Regions from separate parts of the Mus musculus genome. Here region 2 is linked to region 1. A link is a loop called in an ENCODE intact Hi-C map of the cell type or tissue named here. Cell type or tissue: left cerebral cortex. All regions are shown on one strand. Links, peaks and the distances in the headings refer to the core of each region. The heading gives the core; the rest is flanking DNA.

The links. Peaks named below come from ENCODE experiments on the same cell type or tissue, not always from the same donor. Only the 100,000 strongest peaks of a DNase experiment are listed, where the experiment ranks them.
Region 2: a loop joins it to region 1, with 8 times the contacts of the local background. A loop is called at or near these places in 2 of 42 quality-filtered maps.

What each region holds. Positions count from the first base shown.
Region 1 is chr6:78,279,939-78,287,532 of GRCm38, reverse strand. No RefSeq gene overlaps it. Among named protein-coding and RNA genes, the nearest start is that of Reg3b, 87 kb to the left of the region's middle. In left cerebral cortex, for the core only: no CTCF peak of the experiment used is centred there; no DNase peak of the experiment used is centred there.
Region 2 is chr6:77,865,092-77,872,685 of GRCm38, reverse strand. All of the region lies in intron 2 of Ctnna2 (catenin (cadherin associated protein), alpha 2), which reads left to right. Among named protein-coding and RNA genes, the nearest start is that of Ctnna2, 110 kb to the left of the region's middle. In left cerebral cortex, for the core only: no CTCF peak of the experiment used is centred there; DNase peaks (open chromatin) are centred at 1,552 and 3,123.

The DNA of each region.
Region 1 (7,594 bases), core at 1,537-6,536:
TGCAAATGAGGTAGTAAGCATAGCCAATCTGGTTGTGAGACACGCCTCTCCTAGGTCTATATAAGCAGCACCAGTTCTGGGCTAGGGGTCTTTTTGCCTTTGCAATCAAGCTCTCCCAATAAACGTGTGCAGAAGGATCCTGTTGTGGCGTCTGCTTTGCTGGTGAGTCAGGTGCACACAAGAGCTTGACAATTAATATTGCCCATATGTACATGGGTTTATTCTGCCTGCTTGGAGTTGAGAAACCTATCTAGGGCTTATCTCTGAGGGAAAATTCTTATCCCTTTATCAGCAGCCATCAACTGCTTACATGTCTTTACCTGATGTTGGGATATAGAGAACTTTACCCCTGGCTGTATTTGCATGTTGACTGGTATGGTCTTGTGTAGATCTCCTACATATATATTTCTGGAAGTTCACTGGGTCCAGAAGACATTTTCTTATCACAATCGTCCTGAATTCCGGGCTTCTAAGATCTTTCTAACCCCTTTAATGTTCATGAGCCTTCAGTGTAGAAGTTATGTTATAGATGACTTATTTAGAGCTACACACTCCATGGTTATATATTCTCTACATTTTGGCCAGTTCTGGTCTCTGTAATAACCTCCATCTGCCACAAAGAAACTTCTCCAATGAGGATTGAGAGCTTCACTTTTCTACAGTTATGAGTATTTAGAGAGAGTTAAAAATGCTATTCATTTGGCAAAATGTTAGTAGATTTTCCCTGGTATCCATTGTCTATCTAGCCATGGGCTCTTGGCTGACTAGATTTGAAGTACAGGCATGAGCACTCTCCTTCTGATAGGGGTCCTAAATGCAATCTAACAGGTATTGGTTATACCCAAAGATATTAGTGACACTAAACCTCTGATAGAGATGCATTACCAGGCCAGTAATCATTGTGGTTATTAGGCTCTACATCTGGGTAGGACTGTTAACAGCTTTTCTCCCTTGAGAGGTTGCATTGCACATTTAACTAGAATACAATGAGATCTAGTCTTAAAGAGGAAGTTTCCAGGTCAGTAAAATCTTGATTTTTTTTCAAGCATTGTGATCTAAGTATGCAGTGTATTCAGCATGGGATCATATATTCAGATATAACAAAAAAAATTATGACCATAATAGTCATGCTATTACTGTACTAGTGAACACAAACACAAGAAATTATAGATAGCCCACTAATGGCCTGTCCTGAATTGTGATAAACTGAATAAAGACACAAAAATCGTGGGATAGTAGTTCAATAGGTGCCAGGAAAAAAACTCAGCTACATATTGAAAGAGCAAAAGGCATTAGCAAAAGAGACAAATAGGCATTTCTGGGGGCCTGTCAAGATGGCTCAGTGGGTAAGAGCACTGCCTGCTCTTCTGACGCTCCTGAGTTCAAATCCCAGCAATCACATGGTGGCTCACAACCAGCCGTAATGTGATCTGATGCCCTCTTCTGATGTGTTTGAAGTCAGTTACAGTGTACTTATGTATAATAATAAATAAATCTTTGGGCAGAAGCAAGCAGGGACTGAGTGAACAGGGCTGACTGGAAGGAGCTGGGTTGACTGGAAAAAGCAGAGGTTCTTAAAAATTAAATTTCCAACAATCACACGAAGGCTCACAACCATTTGTACTTGTACTCACATATATACATAAATTAACAAATCTTTTTTAAAATAAAGAAAGAAATTTTTAAAAATTATTATCTATACTATTTATTTACTTTAAACACACTTTAAGTAACATAATACAATTTAGAGATGAAACAATACTATAATAGAATGAACACTGATGTCCTTTGAACAGAAGAGAAATAGGAAATTTGGGTTATAAACCACTCTTCTTAGAACAAGAATTTTTTTTTCCTGAGTGTTCAGTGTAACAATAATATATTCAATGACTAGTCATGACCAGTTCCAATTGTGTTAACGGCCAATGAAATGAATAAAAGAAAGCTCCACATTCGTCATCACTGCCTCAGAGGAATAACATGTTCAATCTTTTGGATGCAAAAAGGTTCTCGATACTTCAATATATAGTAAGTTATATCCACACATCTTTCACAAGAACAAAGCTATTTTTCTGACATTGAGAAAAGTTATTTCTGAAGGAAGGAATTCTAGAGGGAAGTGGAAGCATTTTGGACCACACATGAAGCTGTAAAGCAGCAAACCTGCTCAAAGGTCTTCCACACAAATGTTTTTAAATGCTCTCCTTGTTGCTAAAACTCAGACCTACGTAACTACCACTAGATCTGACCATTGATAATGTTCATGTAATGCAGTAAGGAGAGTTTCTTAGCTTCACTTCATAGTCTAAAGAGGGTTTGCACAAATTTGAGAACAAATTGTCCATAGAGTATGTTGAATTGGTTTAGAACGAAGGTTCTGGAGACAAACTGCTGAGGCCAGAATTCTATCCCATTAAACTTAGTATGAGCATTGCAAACTGTAAAATGAAGATAAAGCTCATAGATATCTTTGGGGTTATTATAAAGATTAAATAAGTAAATCAATGGCAGGGGCCAGTACTTACAGCTATTATACCTTCATTACTACCATTAGTGCTATAAATAAACAATAAAGGAAATAAATGATGGAGGTGAGTGTCTGCTTAAGAGAAGAAGATGGACTACAAAAGTCTTATGAATTGTAATCTTCCATATTAATTCACAAATAAATAGTCCTTTGCCCAATGACAACTTTTATATAAAGGTTTAACTCAGTCCTCTTCTAGTTCAAGTGCATTCAGGTTGCATAGTCTACAGAACACAGTCACTAATAACTATGAAATGAATAAAAGTATGAATTTACAAATGAATAAAAGCATAGTTAAACTCTATAATTTTACCAGATGCTATGCTAGCATCACAGAACTAATAAATAACTGAAGAAATATGAAAACAGACAACTACTTATTCCATCTACCACTTGCTCAAGAAAAGAAGTACTGCCAGAGTAGGTTGGAGGTGTAGATGAATTAAGTCTTCTTTGTGATCTCATGACAGGAATATCTGCCCAAAGTCAGCAGCCTAGATGCAAAACTATTTAGTCAGTTATTCGTTTAATTATTCAACATTGACTAGCAGTCCGTTTTTATGTGCCAAAGGCTCCATATTGATAAAATGTAGAAATTGTTAAAATCATCACTTTTTTCCTTTGTCCATCCTTCCTATGTGCATGTGCTATGCATGTAGATAAATGCATGCTTATACATGTGGGAGGATGGGGTACATGTGGAGGCAGAATGTTGATGTCAGAAGTCATCCTTCAGACCTCTTCCACCTTATTCATTGAGGTAGGTGTTCTAGTTCAGTCTCAGATACCACAGGTATGGCGACACTCCATAGAGAGCTTCATCTGAGGATGCCCTGTCTCATCTCTACTACCAAAGGCTGGAATTGCCACAGGTAAGCCATCGTGGCCTTATATCTCATAGTACATATATGATATCTGGTCCTTACCCTTGTCCTTTGTGTTCTTTAACAACCAGGACATTTCTCCAAACTTCCAAAGTATTTAATAATAATTTTTTCAATGTTCATAACACAATGTGCTTTTCAGAGTGTTTGTTCAGAAAATATATATTGGTTTATTCCCAATATGCCACTGACATGCAAAATACACAAACCATAAAAAGACTAGAAAAATACTCTTTAGGTAATGGATGAATTATGGATTAATTTCTTAATGATTTTTACTTTTTTTATTTCTTTTAGACAATTTACCACAATTTGACTGGCCTAGAACTCACTATATAGCCCAGACTGGCTTTGAACTCACACAAATATGTCTGCCTGCTTTTAACTCTCAAGTGCTAGAATTAAAGGCATGCACCACCAAAGCTGGGTAATTATTATTTTTTATGTGTAAAGGTGGTTTTCAAGCATTTTTGTTTGTGCACATGTGTGCAGTGCACACTGCAGTTCAGAAAAAGGGGTCTGATACCCTGGAACTGGCGTTAACAGATATTGGTGAGCCACAATGTGGATTGTAGAAACTGAACACTAGTCCTTTGCAAAGGCAGCCAGTGCTATTAACTAGGCATTTCTCCAGCTCCTTTTTCAATTTTTTTTGATGGGATCATATTTACATCTTTATGGAAATCCTTTATTGGCTGGAGTTAAAAAGTGGCATATTAACTGATGGTGAAATATCTTGTCCTGGATCTGTTTCAACATCTGGCCTGAGCGTGCATACAGAGGCAAAACAAAATGGGTCATAAGTTAAAGACTGTCTCCAAAACCCATGCAGGTTTCACTTCATCTTTGCTTGCAAATATATTGGAGATTTTTCTACAGTCAATGTTAAAAGGAATAGTTACAAATATGCCACACATATGTCTGAAAGAGCATGCTGAGAGTCCTTCTAATTAATTTGACTACACTGTCTTATGCATACCCCCAAACAGGTATTGGGCTCAGTCAACTACAGACAATAGAGAAGTGCCTGTTCAAATACAGTAAATACTCAGGTCATATTTTTCCAATGGTTCTGATTATGACAGTCATAAGTGACTTGATAATAGCACAGATGGCAAGCAATGATGGAGAAGAGGACTGGCAAGAGATAACGTTCCTCAGGAAGGTGAAATTTAAATGATGTCATGAAAAATGGGTAGGATTTCAGAAGAAGTCATAGAAAAGAGACAAAAAAGATAAAGAGAAAAAAAGGAGCCACATCTCACCAAATATATATCAAAGAGAGCCTGGATCAAAAGGTACAAAGATATTTAAAGGGATTAAAAGGGCTATCAAGAAGAAGTGAATGATTCAAATTATTTTAAACAGTTGTAAAGATGATCTTGGAAGACATCCGCTTGAGTTTCCAGGGCTTTCAAATAGGTTGATGTAAAGCATTTGAAATTTTCTGTTTCTTGAGGGGCAGAGATCCCAAATCAGAATATTTAAGTAGCTATGCCTCCCTTGAAGCCTGCTTACAATCCTTTGCATCTTTCATACTTCTAATTGTTTGCTGGGAGTGTTTAGTACCCCTTGGTTTCTAGCTGCACAAAACTAATTCCCTAAGCATCTCTTTGGTTATCTTTGAAGATAAGACAATAGTAACGTAAAATCACCCCATTCTTTAATCCCATCATGGGGGAGATGAAGACAAGGGAGTTCTTGAGCATCCCTCCTGGCCCTCTTAATGAGTTTCAGGCCAAATCTCAATAAAATTCAGTGGGTAATGCTTAAGGAATAATATATAAGCATATCAGCTGGCCTTTCCTTGTACATGGGCTTATGTATATGTGCACCCACAGTCTTAGTCTTATTTCTGCCATTGTGTTAAAATGTGCTGAAAATAGTAGCTTAGGGGAGAAAGGGAAATTTCACTTAGTTTCAGGGTAAAGTACACTGTTGCCAGGAACTTAAGGTTACAGAAACATGGAATCATCTAATCGTATTACATCTACACCCAAGGGAAGAAAACAACAGATTAATGCACACTTGTACATCAGTTTACTTTGTCTACTCTTATACAGTTAAATCTGCTCAGAAGATGCTGCCACCCACAGTGGTCAAGTCTTTCTACCTAAATTAAAATAATCAAGATAATCCTCCAGCTACATGTATATAGACAAACTAACATAGACAATATCTTGCTGCAAATTTCCTTTCTGAGTGATCCTAGATGGTATCAAAATGATAAATGTAGGCAACCATCCCATCCTACACAAACATCTACCCACACATGTATGAACATGCAAACACACACATTAAAATCCTATCTCTGAATCAGATGGCATTAAAATGAGATTAAAAAATTTATCACTATTATATTTTGTTTTCTATTTGCTTACCATCTTCTCTCTCTCTCTCCCTCTCCCTCTCTCTCTCTCTCTCTCTCTCTCTCTCTCTCTCTCTCTCTCTCTCTCTCTCCCTGTCCCTTGTGGTGTGTGTGTGTGTGTGTGTGTGTGTGTGTGTGTGTGTGTGTATTAATTGGGTCCATGTCTCAAAAGACAACTTTCAAGAGTTAGGTCTTTCTTTTCACCGCATGGCTCTCAGAAGTCAAATCCCTGCAGGTAGCCAGGGCTCCACATCAAGTTCCTTCATTGAGTGAAACATCGTCAGTCATATTTTCAGGATGAATGTAAGATGTTTTCAATGATAAATTGTTAAAACAGAAATCTTTCCAAAGGGACAGCCATATAATACAAGTCTATGATGTTATATAATAAATCTCTGGAGATATCTGGACTATTTGGACTATGTACTTGGGCAGTATTCATCCAGGTAACCTGTTTGGACAACTGACAAATTTCTTTGAGAATGAAATAAATAGAAGTTCCGAAAACTTTAAAAACACAGATCTCGGTGGCTAGAGAAATGGCTCAGTGGCTAAGAGTACTGACTGCTCTTCTAGAGGTCCTAAATTCAATTCCCAGCAACCTCATGGTGGCTCACAACCATCTGTAATGGGATACAATATTCTCTTTTGCTGTGCATGAAAGCAGAATACTCATATACATTAAATAAACAAATAAATCTTTTTTTTAAAAATCCAACCAAACAACAACAAACTCTCATAACTCTAGAATTGCTTTTGGCCAGGCATCCTACCATACATATCTCATTAACTGGTCAGGCACAGATCAATTGACATTTCCATGGCTGTTGTGGGTAAGATTCTCTGAATGTGGCTGTAACTGAACCTGGCAGCGAAGGAAGGAAGGAAGGAAGGATGGAAGGCCTCACCCACCTTCCTTCTTTCCTGTCTGCTGGAGGAAGTGTTCGCCTGTAGCCTCCCTCCTACTCAGTAGCTCCCTCTTCACATTCTTCCCACCACAATATGAAGCAAATCTGTTCACCGTCTGGGTGCAATCACAATGCACGAGCGTCTTGGAAAAGGAGTGGGTGCTGTCTGCAGAGTAAAGGCAGTCTAATTACCTCACAAGTGTCTCAAAAAGCCTGGCCTTTTCTGTCTGCCTTGATTATTCTCTGCTTCTCAGTCAGTACAATCTGAATGAGGGATGTTCTGGAGTTTCTAACAAGAGCATACTACTATGTGTGTCATCTAAAACGATTCTAGATGCATAGTTTATGATAAAACTCTGAACCTGCTTCATTATTTTTGTTTTCTTGAGGCTAACACTTACTACGCAGTCAGGTATAAGCCTCCAACATATGGGCTTCCTAGTGCCTGGGTTTCCTGAGTACTGTGATTACAGGCATGAGCAAACTATTCTAGCTTCAAACCTAATCTTCCACCGAAACATTTTATTTGTTTTCTCTGTAAGTGACAAATAACCAAAAATCTGTCTCGAGTCCTCACATTCTAGAGCCTGATATGAAGAAAGAATTCTAGCTCTTAGCTAGTTAAGATGGAAGAGATGAATTCAACATCAACATAGCACACTAAATATTAAATAGAAAATTACTATAAACCCAATGGCTGACTAACGTTCACTCTCAATCCTTACTACTGGCACAACTAGGCAGTAACCTCAACTGGAGATTGAATTTGGTTGAGTTAGCTTTAACTTTCATCTTAGCACAGACTAGATCCACCTGAGAAAGGACTCTCAATTTTAGGGACTTCTGAGTTAAACTGACATGTAGCCATGGTTGTTGGAAATTTTCTGGGTCGTTTAATGAAGTAGGA
Region 2 (7,594 bases), core at 1,141-6,140, 410 kb after region 1:
TTTCCTGTGAGGCTAGGGGTAGCCTTGTAGACAGGAACATTCACACATACAGAGGCAAGGAGCCCACAAAGAGCTTTCAGTGGCAGCATTGGGACCTGAACAGTAAATAGCATTGGTCTTTCTAAGGACTTGCTGATGAGCTTATATTTTGAAATAAAATATTTTAGGAATTTGCATGAAGTTGACACAAAATGGCTTATAGGCTTAGGATAGTACATGCCTTCAGCATGTACTTTTGAGATCTAATACAGTCACTGGGAAAATTATTTACATTCTTAGACTATAAGCATTTAATATTAAATAACTGCTTCCCATTTTCAAATATTTTTTTTCATTAAAATACAAGCTGATATCAGTTTATCACTTTTAAACAACAAACTGAATTGAGGCCAACCATGTAGGTGCACCCTACCATCCTGGCACTCAGTAGGCTGAAGCAGGAATATCATGATTTTGAGACCAGGAAACCTTACCTCAAAGAGCTTCACCTAATTTTTAAAAAAAATATTGAGTAAAAGGAAACAAATTAGGGCTTCACTAGCTAACTGAACTAATCTGTCTTGGGCTCATTATGAATGAATTCCAAATTACATTTGAACCATTTTGTGTGTGTGTGTGTGTGTGTGTGTGTGTGTGTGTGTGTTTGTTTCTTTGTTTGTTTGATAGGTTGGTTGAAGACAATTGTACTATATAGCTCTGGCTGTCTTGGAACTTGCTCTATAGACTAGGCTGGCCTTGAATTCAGAAATCTGCATGTCTCGGCCTCCTTATTGCTGGGATTAAAGGCACCACCACCATTTGTGAAAGAGTTCTTGAGCCAAATAAAAGTTCTTACTCTTCCTCCTCTCATTTCCTCCTTGATATATATGTAATTTTTCTTGTACCATTTTTCAAGGGAACTCCCAAAAGATGTTTTTTCCTTTTTCATAGCATATGTAAGAGAAGCTCTGTGCAAGTCTAGTTTTTTAAAAAAGGAAAAGATTTCTCCCTGATTTCTGGGGGAGGATCAATGGTCTTAAATAGGAACAAGAGATTAGGGGTTCAGCTGGGGATGAAAATAGCAATAACCACTATGTAGGCCTATGCAAACAGCTGTACATTTGGATAATAAGCAGGGAAATGTATTTGAATTTCATTAGGCTTTTTTTTTCTCTTCTACAGTTAGCAAATATCTCACCTTCTAAAATTACTTCAATTGTGATTCACCCACAATAAGCATGTAATTAAAACTGAAGAATGTTTACCAGGTAAGGAAGTTGCTAAAAAGAACTTGGCAAAGAGTTGGGAAAAATGTGAAGAGCAGGGCACCTCAGGGAGGTTGTTGGGTTGTGAGATATTTCAGGTGCTGTAATGTCGGGAGGATTTTAATCAAGTAGATAGTGCTGGCTCTACACTCGCAAGCGAAGTCACCAACATTGGCATGATTTAATTAACTTATTCATTATTGATTAATATTCTCAGTGACTTAGGTTCTGCACCGAAGCCCTACCTGCATTATTGCTAGGGATGCCGTATTTTGTGCTGCTGGTTCATAATCTAACAGTGGCAATCAGCGCAGCATGAAATTTGCATGCATTTTGGTAAGAATTGTGGAGCACTGAGGATATATGTAAATTTGATGGAGCACAAGACTTCTGCCCTGTTCTGGGGGTAGGGTTACTATTAATGTTTTGTTCTCTACTTTTATTTGCTCAAGAGCTGGACATGCAAAAACTGTTACAGAAAAACAGAGTATATCATCAATGGGGTAGTATATATGCCTCAGGGACTACGTACTATGGACCCCTATATCCACTAGATATTTCACAGTGGCTCTGAAAATAACTAAAAACTAAGTCTAAAAGGAAGAGGGAACACCTTGCAGACTGATGTGTTTGTTTGTCTATTTATTTATTTATTTATTTATTTATTTATTTATTTGGAATATGTGTGTGTAGGAGTGAATGTAGTGACACTTATGTGGAGGTCTGAACAAAAATTGAAATAGTCAGTACTTTCCTCCACTGCTTGTATCCTGCAGATGAATCCCAGGTTGTCAGGCTTGGAGACAGGTGCCTTTACCCTCTGAGACATCTCTCCAGCTCAAGCATTATGATTCTTACTAGTTTCATGTCATATGATTCCACATCTGTAGTGATGTCTGTGTATCTGGTGATGTATGTGCATTGGTCCTTAGTTGGCTGTGAAATTGCTCTGTGAAGCTTGGTAAACCCAAAATAGAATAAAGCTTCTGAAAAAGATCCAGTTCTTCCAATTATTTAGATGTACATCTGTGAGCTCTGGGTAAAGATCAACTTGTTTTCTCCTTGGGTGAATAGTCAGGGTAGCTGTGTCCCATTCTAGACAGCTGACAAGACAGGCTGCTTAGCTATGGAAGTGCCCTTTATTACATGGTTAGGTTTGTGAAGATTTCTGGGCTCCATCAACTAGATGTATGTTCTTTCTAATTTAACCCAAATGGGGGAGAAAAAAAAGAACAGGATTGTTTGTGTGCATTTTATGAGGGGCACTGGGATTTCACTCCTGCTTTAGCAGATGAATGTAATAGTGGAAAGACAAACGTCTCTGAATAGAAGCATGCATGCATCTATCTATCTATCTATCTATCTATCTATCTATCTATCTATCTATCTATCTATCTATCTATCTATCTATCTATCTATCTATCTATTGGTCCATAAGTTCAAGCCAGGGATTGATTCTTCAGGTGGTATTTTACATGAAATAGCCAGCAGCCATTGTAAGTGACTCCATGTCTCCAATTCTAACAGAATATGTACTGGGCTTGTGTACAGAATGAGCGTTGAGGGAGTAGCTATCCTCCAGATATGGACCTCGTACCTTCTAACATTATTGGCCAAACAACTCTATTTCAAAAATGGAAAAGGATGTTTGCCATTGAAGAAAGTATTGTGACAGAGAACCCAGTTTCATCCAACTGTAAAAACCCATGTTGTTTTTTTTTTTTTAAACTGTAAAACAAGCTATGAAAATAAGGAGAAGAGAAACTTCCAGAACTGCTTGCAAAGAACTGTGGAATTGTCAGCCCTTGTAAGGTGGCTCTGCTCATTCTCAGCACTGACTTTGGGCATGTTTGTGAGATGTAAATACATTTCCCACCATGTGTGACAAATCAGGCTGAACCATAAAATGCTGGCTTGCTGCTCTGGCTCTGGTTATATTCTAACAAGACAGCACAAGGTCGTCTTTCTTCATAAACATCTCTTTCTTCTTTTCATAAATCCTGGCACCTTGCTCTCGAGTCCTAAGTTCTGCTGTCAGTATTAAGCTGAAATTCCATTCTCCTCTATTTTGACAGTTAATCTTTGGTGCTTCTAATACTTTAGAGAATTTTCCCCTGTGTTCCAGTTTAGGTTTTTTTCTCCATGCTTGATTTGTGGGAATTTTTACTGTTCACGTACTGCAAAAGTGTTAACATTTCTTGTCCCAGCCTCTTTATAATTAAAAGTATAAGAAATGCGTTTCAATATCAACATTTTTATACTGACCCCAAGATAAAGCTCAGGGGTCATAGAGTAGATAAAGATAAAGATGAATTCTTTGCATTTCTCTTTTACCTTTCCATGAGCTATTTAAACACAGAACACTTTCGGTTTAAATTCATGAGAAACTCCAATGGAACATTCATTGTATTTTGATTTGTTTTTGTCCTATCTCACTGACAAATATTAACAAATATTTTAAAATTTGTGACATTTCTTTAAAACACAGTTAACAATTATAAACAAATATTTTAATCACAAAAATGGAATGAAAATGTAAATATTAGTGATTTTTAAGGAATCAGTGACAATTCCATTTATGTCTTTCCTGTTGCTCCCATTGCTTAAGATAGAAACCAGAGCCTTGCTCAAGCTGAAAAATCTTGGTACCACCTAGCTCTATCCCCAGGTTAATAGTTCTTATAAAAGTGGGCATCTTTCTGCTCATTTCTTCCATGGAGATCCCCCAGTCTATGGTTAAGCTCTTTTCCTCCTGGCAGAATTTTTCTACCACAGGTTTTGGGCAACTTTTGATTCCCATTTTTCTCCTCACTTTAGAAGGTTCCTTTGTAATGCATTTTTTCCATTCCAGTAGGTTTTTATAACTGTCTCCTAGGCCACAGCTTTGTGCGCTCCTCATATATATATTTTTTCTAGTCTTCACAGCCATGTGCTTTCAGGAACTATCTTTCAGAAATATAATTTTGTCTAGCCCTACTCCCTGTGAATGGAACAATGAAAGCAACCTAAGATGTCCAGTTGTCTTGCCTGCTGTGGAGCAGACCCACGCTTTTTCTCACCATTCACCCCAAACAAAGTCCAGACTCTTGCGTATACTGTGTGTGACCTCCTCTGAAACCTGACCTTCCCGGGCCTCCAGTTCTATCCTTTCTTGTCTTTTCTTCTATATCTCAGCCCTTTGGGTTTCTGGCTCCCTTCCAAATATCATGAAAACTCTGTCTTTCCATGGATTTTATCTAGAAGATAAAATTCCAAGTAGTCTTACTGATATGAAAACATGAAAATAAACTATTTAATAAAAATGTAAAGTTAACTTAAAGTGCACAGTGCTGCCTTGTGCCTAAAACATCTGTTTGTGATAAAGACTGAGGGACTCCTGATTCTCAGACCTGTCCTGATGCTCTTACAAGGATTTCCTTTTCTGCAAGATATTTTGAAGTTGGTTTTATACTGGGCATGATTTCTTCTTTATTCTTAGAATGACTTTAATTGGATTTGATGAATTAATTGCTTTAATTTCTGAGCACTTGAACCTCTGGCAGCACTGCTTTCTGAAGGTAGTGTTGGTTGGCATGAGAGATACGATATATAACTCTCTCCCTCTCCCTCTCCCTCTCCCTCTCCCTCTCCCTCTCCCTCTCCCTCTCCCTCTCCCTCTCCCCCTCTCCCTACCCCTCTCCCCCTCCCCCTCCCTTTCCCCTCTCCCCTCTCCCCCTCCCCCTCCCTTTCCCCTCTCCCCTCTCCCTCTCCCTTTCCCCTCTCCCCTCTCCCTCCCCCTCCCCCTCCCTTTCCCCTCTCCCCTCTCCCTCTCCCTTTCCCCTCTCCCCTCTCCCTCTTCCCTCTCCCTCTCCCTCTTCCCTCTCCCCTCTCCCTCTCCCCTCCCTCTCCCTCTCCCCTCTCCCTCTTCCCTCTCCCTCTTCCTCTCACTCTTCCATCTTCCCTCTCCCTCTCCCTCTTCCCTCTCCCTCTTCCTCTCCCTCTCCCTCTTCCATCTTCCCTCTCCCTCTCCCTCTTCTCTCTCCCTCTGTTCCCTGTCCCTCTCCCTCTTCCCTCTCCCTGTCCCTCTTCCCTCTCCCTCTTCCCTCTCCCTCTTCCATCTTCCCTCTCCCTCTTCCCTCTCCCTCTCCCACTTCCCTCTCACTCTCACTCTCCCTCTCCCTCTTCCCTCTCCCTCTTCTCTCTCCCTCTGTTCCCTGTCCCTCTCCCTCTTCCCTCTCCCTGTCCCTCTCTTCCCTCTCCCTCTCCCTGTCTCTCTCTTTGTCTCTCTCTGTCTCTCTGTCTCTCTCTCTCTCTCTCTCTTTCTCTCTCTCTCTCTCTCTCTCACACACACACACACACACACACACACACTTCTACTTAACTCAGAAAGAATGTCCATGACAGACAATATTCAGCGTGGTGACCCAGTAAGTTATTGGGGTTATTAAGAACAGTAATGTGAGTAAGGGGATACATATAAGGAGTGTTATGGAGACCACTATGAATAACCCAGAAGGTGGAGTGAGGAAGAATTTGAGGCAGGTGCTGAAGGTATCGATGATCGGAATGTACCAATCTCATGGTTCTGAGTGACAGTAGTCGCGTGAGATACTGACAGTGGAAGCTGGCTTTCATCAGGTATTATGCTTCGGACTTTCTGCATTTTGTTTTGATGTGATATTTCAGAGACCTTGCAAACTTGAACAGACTGCCCTTCCTAGAGCTAGCTAATTTGTAGCATAGTGAGTTTGGTTGGGATTACATTTCACATATATGGACCTTCCAGTCCACAGTGCATGTCCTGTATACAACAGCTTCCTTTTTTATATAGCTCTCCTACATTAAGATTCTGTTTTGCTATCCTTATACTATCCCACAACCTTACACAAAGAGGTGTTATGTCAATAGTTCAGATTCACCAATTGCCACTATGCTATGAACACCGAAAGTGTTTACACGCTGCAGATATGCCATGCAATTATATTGAGGACTACTCTATTGAGAATGGGTATTATTTTTCAATGGTACCACTGTTAGGATTGAAGGCATGGGCAGTTTAGTTCTGTGATACTGTGATTTTGATAAGCCTTGGACTTGTAGTGTCATACAAAATGTCCCTCATGACAAATACTGTGTGTGACACCACCCCCAGTGGGTATCTGCTGGCATAGATTGGGGAAGGATATAAAACATCGGTAAAGATCCGGAGAGTATCATCAGCTTTGGAAGGGAGTATGGTCTGTCACAACTACTCAGTACTCTTACAGTGGTTATAGACAGCATACACAAAGTAAGAATAGATGTGTGCTAGTAAAACCTTACTTTCAAGATGCAATTACCGTGCAGATGTAGCTAGCAGCAAATAACTTCAAGTGTGACAAAAAGCCAGTGATTTTAGTCAAAGAATGCAATTTGACAAATAAGAGTTACCATGTTAATAGTTAGCGGGATTCAACTACAAATAACAAGACATAATATCTATTGTTACTAAAGGCATGTTGTGGCTCAGTAACTGCTAATCAAATCTATGATGTCTTAGGAGACTCCATTACCTTTGGCTGTGGTCATGGCCTCCTCTTTGTCATCTATACATCTTACAGTACTGCAAGAGGAGAATATTCCAAATCATAGTTAAGAGATAAAAAAGGATAAAAGTGTACATATTTATCATAGAATAATGATTTCAATCTACTTTTAACTGGAGTGACACAGATTCAGCTTTAAAATAGGCCACAGAGTGGTCAAGATTTGAGTGAATTATGGTACAATTCTGGTTTTAAAGGGAAGAAAAGGCATTGACCAGGCATGAAGATGGAGTGGAAGATAGTGTTTGTGATATATAGCATATGGAATTTGTGTTATAACTCTATTGCAGATGTTATTAGAGGTGCTTTATTTCTGTTTTTTTTTTTTGATAAATTAAGGAACTCATTCATTAATTTCCATGTTTAAAAAGGATTCATTTTATGACCGTGCATATTAATGTTCTGCTTACATACATGTATAGGTACCATGTTTAATTTTGTTTCATACCATGAAACTAGGGTTACAAATATTGTTATGTTGCACATTGAAACTGAAAATGGAAACCTGGTTTCCTTTGAGAGCAAAATGCTTTTAATCCCTGAGCCATCTTTTCAGCCCCGTTAAGTCAAATCTTTCCTGAGAGGAAACAAGAACATGGACCAAGATTCAACACATTGATTACAGGGTATCTCTCTCTATTATTAAATAAATAGGCTGTCCTTATGTCAGTTAAAATCATAAATATTAGTGTGTAAAAGGAAAGTGAACTTAGTAAACATTCTTTGGTAACCCATAAGGAACCTCTCAAATTAGCCCCAGGTAGTGATAGATTATGCATAGCATCT